Linked DNA regions of Mus musculus: region 2 is linked to region 1. A link is a loop called in an ENCODE intact Hi-C map of the cell type or tissue named here. Cell type or tissue: left cerebral cortex. All regions are shown on one strand. Region 1 overlaps Ppwd1 (peptidylprolyl isomerase domain and WD repeat containing 1). Region 2 overlaps Trappc13 (trafficking protein particle complex 13).

Region 1 (4,000 bases):
TTTGGGAGATGGCTGCCTAGAGTGAGTGAAAGAACTGCAGTGATTTAAGACTGTTTAACTAGTCTAGTATAACAGATTGAATGTGAGATTTTATCTGTTAGTATTTATTAGCTGAGATATTCAGGATCATTGCATGTATCAGTGCAGTTGTGAATCACAGAGGCCAAGCTGTGAATGCCAGAATATTGTAAAAAGATTCTATCGAGGCGTTTACCAAATTGGATATTTATGAAATGTATTTATATGAATAGATGACTGTCTGTAGAACTTATATCTTGAAAGCTAAGTAAGTCTTCAGCAAAAATAATTATGACTCTCCCACTACTAAAAAGTAGTCCAGCTTTCTAGGCAAATGTGGGCACATAAATAAGCAGTAGCTAGAGACATGAGCGCTGAACTGTAAGGTCCTGTAGTCAGACTCAGGCTTTGACGATATCAGACATGAGCGCTGAACTGTAAGGTCCTGTAGTCAGACTCAGGCTTTGAAGATACCTCTTGTTTTTGTAGTTCTGTATATTTATTTTTCTTCCTTTGTCTAGAAAAAGCTGAGATTTTAGTTAACATAAACACGAAACATATATAAGTAAATGAGATGTAAGTCTAGCTTATTATCATCCATAATAAAAGTGTTAGCTACTGTCTGATGTTCCACATGTCTGAAATGCTGAATAATAAGATCCTATCTTCTGTAAGGTTCTTGGAGTACTAACACAAAGTATTAATGATGTAACCCACATCTTGAAAATGGTGCATTAAATATCAAAAGTAAACCAAATTCCCAAGCTATAAAGGGTTCCCCTAAAAATCATTGTTTTCTAAACACATCCATCTAATATTAATTAACTGCTCATATCAAAATAACTTGAAACAGTTTCTGATGTCCTAATTTTGATATAGCAAGATAGAGTTACTCAACAGGGCTGGAGAGACTCCTCAGTGGTCAAGAGTGCTTTACTGTTCTTGCGTAGGACCCAAATTCAGTTGCCAGTACCCATGTTAGACAGTTCATAGCTACCTGTGTCTCCAGTTCCAAGAGATATTCCGTTCTCTTTTGGCCTCCACAGGCACCCACATAAATATACATGACACACATACAGACATAACTTTATTGAAAAGTTATTCAACAAAATTTAATATTTATCATATATTGTTTTCATGATTCTTATACAAGATTTTTCAGGCTATGTGTAGCTGAATTGCCTGTTATGAATTGCTACTATTCAAGTGATTCACTTTGTTTGCTTGTTTGTGGGAGGTGAGGAAAGGGGTTTACCCTGTCATCTCTGCTGGCCTGAAACTTCCTGTGTAGCCCAGGCTATTCTGCCTCATCTTCCGAAATGCTGAGATTACAGGTATAGACTAGCAGGTCCAGCTGCCATGTAACTTGACTCCTTGTTTTATCTAGACCAAATAGACATAAGCCAAAAGTACTATACATAGAATATTCCAAAGCAGTAATAGAAAAATGTTTTTCTATTTATTAACTGTTATAGAAATGGTGATTTTTAAAAATATTTATTTATTTATTATATGTAGTTACACTGTAGCTGTCTTCAGATACTCCAGAATAGGGAGTCAGATCTCATTACGGATGGTTGTAAACCACCATGTGGTTGCTGGGATTTCAACTCAGGGCCTTTGGAAGAGCAGTCAGTGCTCTTAACCACTGAGCCATCTCTCCAGCCCCGAAATGGTAATATTTTATGTTTAGTAGGTTGAATTAAAAAAAAAAAAACTTGACTTATATAATATACCTACTAAAAATTTTAATTGTTTATGTAAATTGCATTATATTTCATTGAAAGTGCTACTACTCTGAGGCTTCTAAAGGGCAGGCGTATCATTTTTGTAAAGAAAGCACTAGTTATATAATCCAACTGGTTTAGTGTGTTTGTTTCTTCAGTTAGAAAAATCAATGACTATTAGTATAGTGTGTTTGAGGGTAGGGGTTGATAGGGATCAAACCCAGGGCCTTGAGCACTTAACCCTTAAGTAAGCTACACACCTGAAGCACAGATTTGCTATTTGTATGTTGTTTTGTTTGAGACTGGATTACACTCACTGTGTAGCCAGGCTAGCATAGAGCTCATAGTGCTGCTGCCTTTGAATTTAGACTGAAGGAATTACAGCCAGGGACAACCCACATTGGGCTTAAACTATTTGTGATTGAAGTCAACAATTGAAGTCTTCTTTAACTTTCTGTTCATAGGGTTTAGAATGCCTCTAAAATTATGTGACTATACAACTTCTTACTGGCTCTCAATGTGTTCCTTTTCTATTTAGTGCTCAGTTGAAATTTATATATGTACGTGTGATTATATATGTACGTAGTTATGTTGTTAATGCGTAGTTTATTTCCTAGATGTTTACTGAACTGCAGCAGATGAGGCAACAACTACCAGACATGGAATTTGGCCGACGAATGGCTGTAGAACGTGAGCTGGAGAAAGTGGATGCTGTAAGATTAGTTAACATCGTTTTTGATGAAACCGGACACTTCGTGCTGTACGGAACGATGCTGGGCATTAAAGTAATAAATGTAGAAACGAATCGGTAAGGTCTCCATGATTTATGTATTTTAAATGCAGTTATTGGGATCTTTCACCCATCGGGGGAACAATGAGAGTCTTGTTTGCTCCAAAGAGAGTGGAAAGGTCCCAAAAGCCTAAACTTAACCAAATGTTTTGACTGGATCTTTCTGTGGTCTCTCAGTTGTTTATAATCTTATGTAAAAAGTTTCCACTCGTGTTTATAAAATAAATGGAAAGAAGATATGCATAATTTCAAAGTTGGGGGGGGGGAAGCGCAGTTTTTCTTTTTTTTCTTTAAAAAAAAAAAAAAAAAAAACAAGGTTGAGTCTGTGTTTTGCTTATTGATTTAAATTATCCAGGCTCGTGTTAAATGTTGCCAAATATTTTAACCACAGAATTCAGCATTACATCCTGCTAGACATAAAGGCAGGGCTAAAATGCATAAAACCACAGTAAGTCTTTTGTGCAAATAACCCATTTGGTGTTAGTACAGAGTATCTACAATCAGATACTATGTCTGAATAGAAGGAAAAGAACTTAAAGAATATTTTAAGAAAATTCTTGTTCCATACATTCCTAGATATAAATAGATTAATCTTGTAGTTCTTAGTAACATAAAATCATTGAAAGCTTGTAAAAGAGTTATAATAATAGGAACAGGTTAAAACTTTACACTCAACTTTTGGTGTGTGTGAGGTTTTTACCAGGATACCTTGTGATTCCAAACTCTAAGGATATTCAAGTAGTCCCTCATATAAAGTACATCTACTACTATACTTAAATCATGTGTAGATTACTCATAATTCATATTATAAATTTTATCTAAATAAAATACTATATTGTACTATATTGTTTATGGAATAAGGACAAGGAAAAATTCTATACATGTTCAGTATAGATGATTTAAAACAAAGTATTTTTAGTCTGAAGTTTGAATCTAAGCTGTAGAACCCATTGGTACAGAGGAATAATTGTATTAATGTTGATTTGGCTCTGCTTTATTTGTGGATGTGTGCATGTGCCAGAAATCAAGTTAACTGTCTTTATAGCACTCTACCTTAATTTTTTTTGAAACAGTGTCTCTTGCTGAACTTGAAGTTCACCTATTTTGGCTAGACTTGCTAGCCAGTGAGCTCCAAAGATCTGCCTGCCTTTGCCTTTCCCTCTCTCTCCCTTCCCCTCAGCAGAGTTACTGATCTGTGCTTACAAGGCTGTGGCCTTAGGAACTGAACCCAGATCCTTTTAGCCACTAAGCTATCTTCCCAGCCCCAAAGTCTGTTTTATCTTTAATAGGACTTTAAACGCAGTTGTAGGCTCACAACAAAATAGGGGAGAAGGTACAGTTTTCCCATATATTCTCTGACAGCTCTTACAGCTCCATGAAAAGTAATAGAAACCTACATTGACATATCACATCACCTAACGCCTACCCATTGTTTACACTAAGGTCCCCTCGGTATTATACATTA
Region 2 (4,000 bases), 69 kb after region 1:
TATCCCACATCCATTGTTTGACAGGGCATCTGTGGACTAACACCTCACTTTGCTCCTGTTTATTATGTTAGGAGGAAGATTTCTTTTCTTGCATTAATTGTGATAATTTTGATTTGCAGGCATGAACTAATCACATTTGTGGTTAATACTTTTTATATAAGTAAGATATTTTTATTAAGGTTAATACTTTAAATATGGTGACATTTTGGTGGATTTTTTTTTCCATATCCTCAGACTGATGAAGTATTTCTTGAAGCACAAATTCAGAATATTACAACCTCACCAATGTTTATGGAGAAAGTTTCACTAGAGCCATCAATAATGTACAATGTAACAGAATTAAACTCGGTGACCCAGGCTGGAGAATGGTGAGTACGAAATGTTTGCTATTATTTGGAAAGATGCAGGCTTTTCTAGTGTAATAGATTTATTTTATAATAATTGATGGAAATGTTTTAGAGAAATTTTAGATTAATCAAAACCTTCCTAAGAAAGCAGAAGTCCCCCGGGCGTGGTGGCACACGCCTTTAATCCCAGCACTCGGGAGGCAGAGGCAGGCAGATTTCTGAGTTCGAGGCCAGCCTGGTCTACAGAGTGAGTTCCAGGACAGCCAGGGCTACACAGAGAAACCCTGTCTCGGGGACAAAAAAAAAAAAAAAAAGCAGAGGTCCCACAAGCAAGCCCTCCTCGCCAGTCAGTTTCTTTCTCCTCTTGGTTTTTGTTTCCTCGAGTGCATTTGTTTTAGAGCCAGGCTCCCTCCACGTTGCCAGGCTAGGCTCAAGCTAGCTTCTGCCACATCTTCCCAGGGTGCATCACACTCCATGAACCCAGCTCTCCTGTCTTGTGTTAATGTGGCACATTTTACGATCCTTTGGGCCAGTATCGATTCCTAACACAAGCAAAGTCCATAGTTGAAGTCTACTGTGTGTGATGTACACAGTGTAAGATTGGCCAAGTCCATAGTAGCACATGTCTGCCATTACTAAAGAGTTCTCCTCACACCTGCTTGTACATCCCTCTGTAAAAGTAAAGAGCCCACCTTCCCTCATCTTGAGTTGCACTTTGTCTGTAGCCCAGGCTGACCTGCCTGTCTGTAGCCCAGGCTGACCTGCCTGTCTGTAGCCCAGGCTGACCTGCCTGTCTGTAGCCCAGGCTGACCTGCCTGTCTCTGTCTGTAGCCCAGGCTGACCTGCCTGTCTGTAGCCCAGGCTGACCTGCCTGTCTCTGCCTCCTGAGCAGGGAATCAAGGCGTGTGCCCCATCGCCCGGTTGTACTCCTCCTCTTACCTTTCAGACTTCATCCAGATCCATCTGAAGCTAATGATTGTTACCCTGCAAGTGATAAACCTAAACATGGGAAGGGCAGTGGAAAAGATGCTAGGAATTAATGTTAGGGTGAGCGTGAATTTGACAAAAAATATCTCAGTATAAGAAGAAATGGACATCACAGTGGATGATTTAATGATTTATGAAAAGTAGAATGTCTTTCTATTGCTATTTTGGAAAATAAGGGACAAATAAGTGTATTATTAATGCAGATGAGGAAGTAATAGCTGGGTGGGTGGCTGATTCTCTTAGTAATGACATCCTCATATGGTGGTTAGATACTGAAAAGTTAATCCTCTCCGTGACTTTCACTGAGAAAACAAGTTTCCATTCTTTCTTCATTTTGAAAGCAATTCCTAAAGTTAGGGCAGTGTATCTCAAGGGTGGCAGTGTAGATAATGGAACAGCACTTGCCTGGCATGTTCAGCACCCTGGGCTCTGTCCCAGCTCCACACAGAGAAAGAACATGTTGCTGGTGTTTAAGCTGTTTTCTCTCTATCCCGTGCTTTCTTCCTTTGTCATGGAGAGAGAGTGCTGGGGAAGAGCCAGCGCCTCACATATGCTGGACAAGTGCTGATCACTGTGATAGCACAGCTTCTTTTTCACTTTTGAGACAGAGTCTTATTAAGTTGCCCACGCTCTTTGAAAACACTGTCTCACCAGGCAGATGTTTCTTTTCATTTGGGTTGAAACCTCTGACCACTCCTAGGTATCTGGGCAGCAAATTGCCCAAAAGAATTAACTGTATGAATAGTGTTGCCTTCAAAAAGATACTTAATATATTTTTCTGTCTATTTCTACACTGGCCAGCATATCTACATTTGGGTCCAGAGGATATTTGCAGCCAATGGATACACGCCAATACTTATACTGCCTAAAGCCCAAGAAGGAATTTGCAGAAAAAGCCGGCATAATTAAGGGAGTGACAGTAATTGGGAAACTGGATATAGTGTGGAAAACAAATCTAGGTGAAAGGGGACGGTTACAGACCAGCCAGCTTCAAAGGATGGTGAGTCCAGAAAACATTGAGTGTGGGTTGGTGTGAGAGGGCAGGTGAGTCTTACACCTCAACACTGAAGAGCAGAGGCCATGAATCACTCATGTCTAGAAAATCCTAAGAGTTGTGTTGATCCATAGGTAGAAAACTAGTGCTGAGATTAATGGAAAACGCGTTCAGGTGTTTGTTTCTATTTAGTACATAAGTTTTTTGTCTCTTTTTTTTTTTTGGTTGTTTTTGGTGGTGGTGGTAATTTCACCAAACAGGACTTAAGATAACTGCGTATGAGTTATTCTTATCTCTCTAAGCCATGCTCACTGCTCATTTGATGCTCATTACAGTGAGGCATTCTGGGAGATGTCCTGAACTTCGTAGGATTATGGCACTTACCAACTCAGTCCACACTGCTGTTGTTTTTGTTTTAAAATGGGCTGTCATGTGCATCCCTGGTTGGTCTGGAACTGGACAACACTTTGAGATCAGATCCCCTAAATCCTAACTCATTTCTTGTCTAGAGGCAAGATTCGTCTTAATTCTACTGAGTCTGGAGTAATTGTATCGGAAACAGTCCAGGCCTGCAGGGTCCTTGTAGCTGAGGTCACAGCAAAAGAGGTTAGAGTGAGAGACTAGGCCAGAGCCGCGGTCTGTTCTCAGAGCGCCAGCTGTGTCTGTTGAGTAAAGGTGCAGACACCTTCATTAACCGTGAAAGGTTTTTCTAATTATGTGTTTTTACTGTTACTTTTTTTCACAGGCTCCAGGTTATGGGGATGTTAGGCTGTCTTTAGAGGCCATCCCAGACACTGTAAACCTAGAAGAACCTTTCCATATTACCTGTAAAATCACAAACTGCAGGTAATGCCAATGCGTGGAGATGGGCATCTGTTTATACTTCCTTCCCATGTCATAGTACTAAAGAATGAGCCAGCAGGGTCTTCCGCGGTGACAGATACATTTCTCTGATAACTTCTGTGATAATTTCTTTAATATTAACAAGAAAAAGCATATAGGTTAGAAATTGATTCTGACTTTTTTACCTTTTGCCTATTTTCTTTGGTAGTGTTCTCTAAGACAGTTTTGTTATGTAGCCCAGGCTGGCCCTGCCCTTGTTTTTGAGACAAGGTCTCCCTGTGTATCCTTGCTTGCCTGGAACTACTATGTAGACCAGGCTGATGTTGTTAATAGAGATCCAATGGCCTGTGTCTCCTGGAGTGATGGCATTAAAGACATCCACCCCTCCCCCAGCTGTTAAGCAGTTTTGGCAGTCAACAGAAGAAGCAAAGGATATATAACTTAAAAGATATAAAGCCTAGAATTACATCCCAGCCAGGTCAAGTTGATGGTTCTTATATGATTTGCAGTATACTGTTAGTTTGGGTCTTGCAGTAATATTACAGCAATGAACTACAGCTCTTTCAGAATACCCGTGTGATCACTTCACTCTCATATTCAGTCAAGCACTTAGATTTAAGGAAATAGGAAATAGCCTTCAAATACAGAAAGGCCTGACTCTCTGTGAAGCTACATTTACTGCTACAGTTGTTATTTGAGACAGTGTCTCCAATCCGGCCTGGCACTAAGCTTCTCGAAAGCCGAGGAGGCCCTTGAACTTCCTACTCGCACTTCCCAGGTGCTAGGTAGGATCACAGGTGGGCACCACCACGCTGTTCATGAAGCACTG

The links. Hi-C counts contacts between places; a loop is a spot of excess contacts. Peaks named below come from ENCODE experiments on the same cell type or tissue, not always from the same donor. Only the 100,000 strongest peaks of a DNase experiment are listed, where the experiment ranks them.
Region 2: a loop joins it to region 1, with 2.5 times the contacts of the local background. A loop is called at or near these places in 2 of 42 quality-filtered maps.

The regions. Positions count from the first base shown.
Region 1 is chr13:104,215,642-104,219,641 of GRCm38, reverse strand. It overlaps Ppwd1 (peptidylprolyl isomerase domain and WD repeat containing 1), which reads left to right. Exons shown (of 11, transcript NM_172807.4): 6 at 2,363-2,553. Among named protein-coding and RNA genes, the nearest start is that of Ppwd1, 11 kb to the left of the region's middle. In left cerebral cortex, no CTCF peak of the experiment used is centred here; no DNase peak of the experiment used is centred here.
Region 2 is chr13:104,146,418-104,150,417 of GRCm38, reverse strand. It overlaps Trappc13 (trafficking protein particle complex 13), which reads left to right. Exons shown (of 13, transcript NM_001093759.1): 9 at 235-368; 10 at 2,136-2,334; 11 at 3,074-3,174. Among named protein-coding and RNA genes, the nearest start is that of Shld3, 30 kb to the left of the region's middle. In left cerebral cortex, no CTCF peak of the experiment used is centred here; a DNase peak (open chromatin) is centred at 1,806.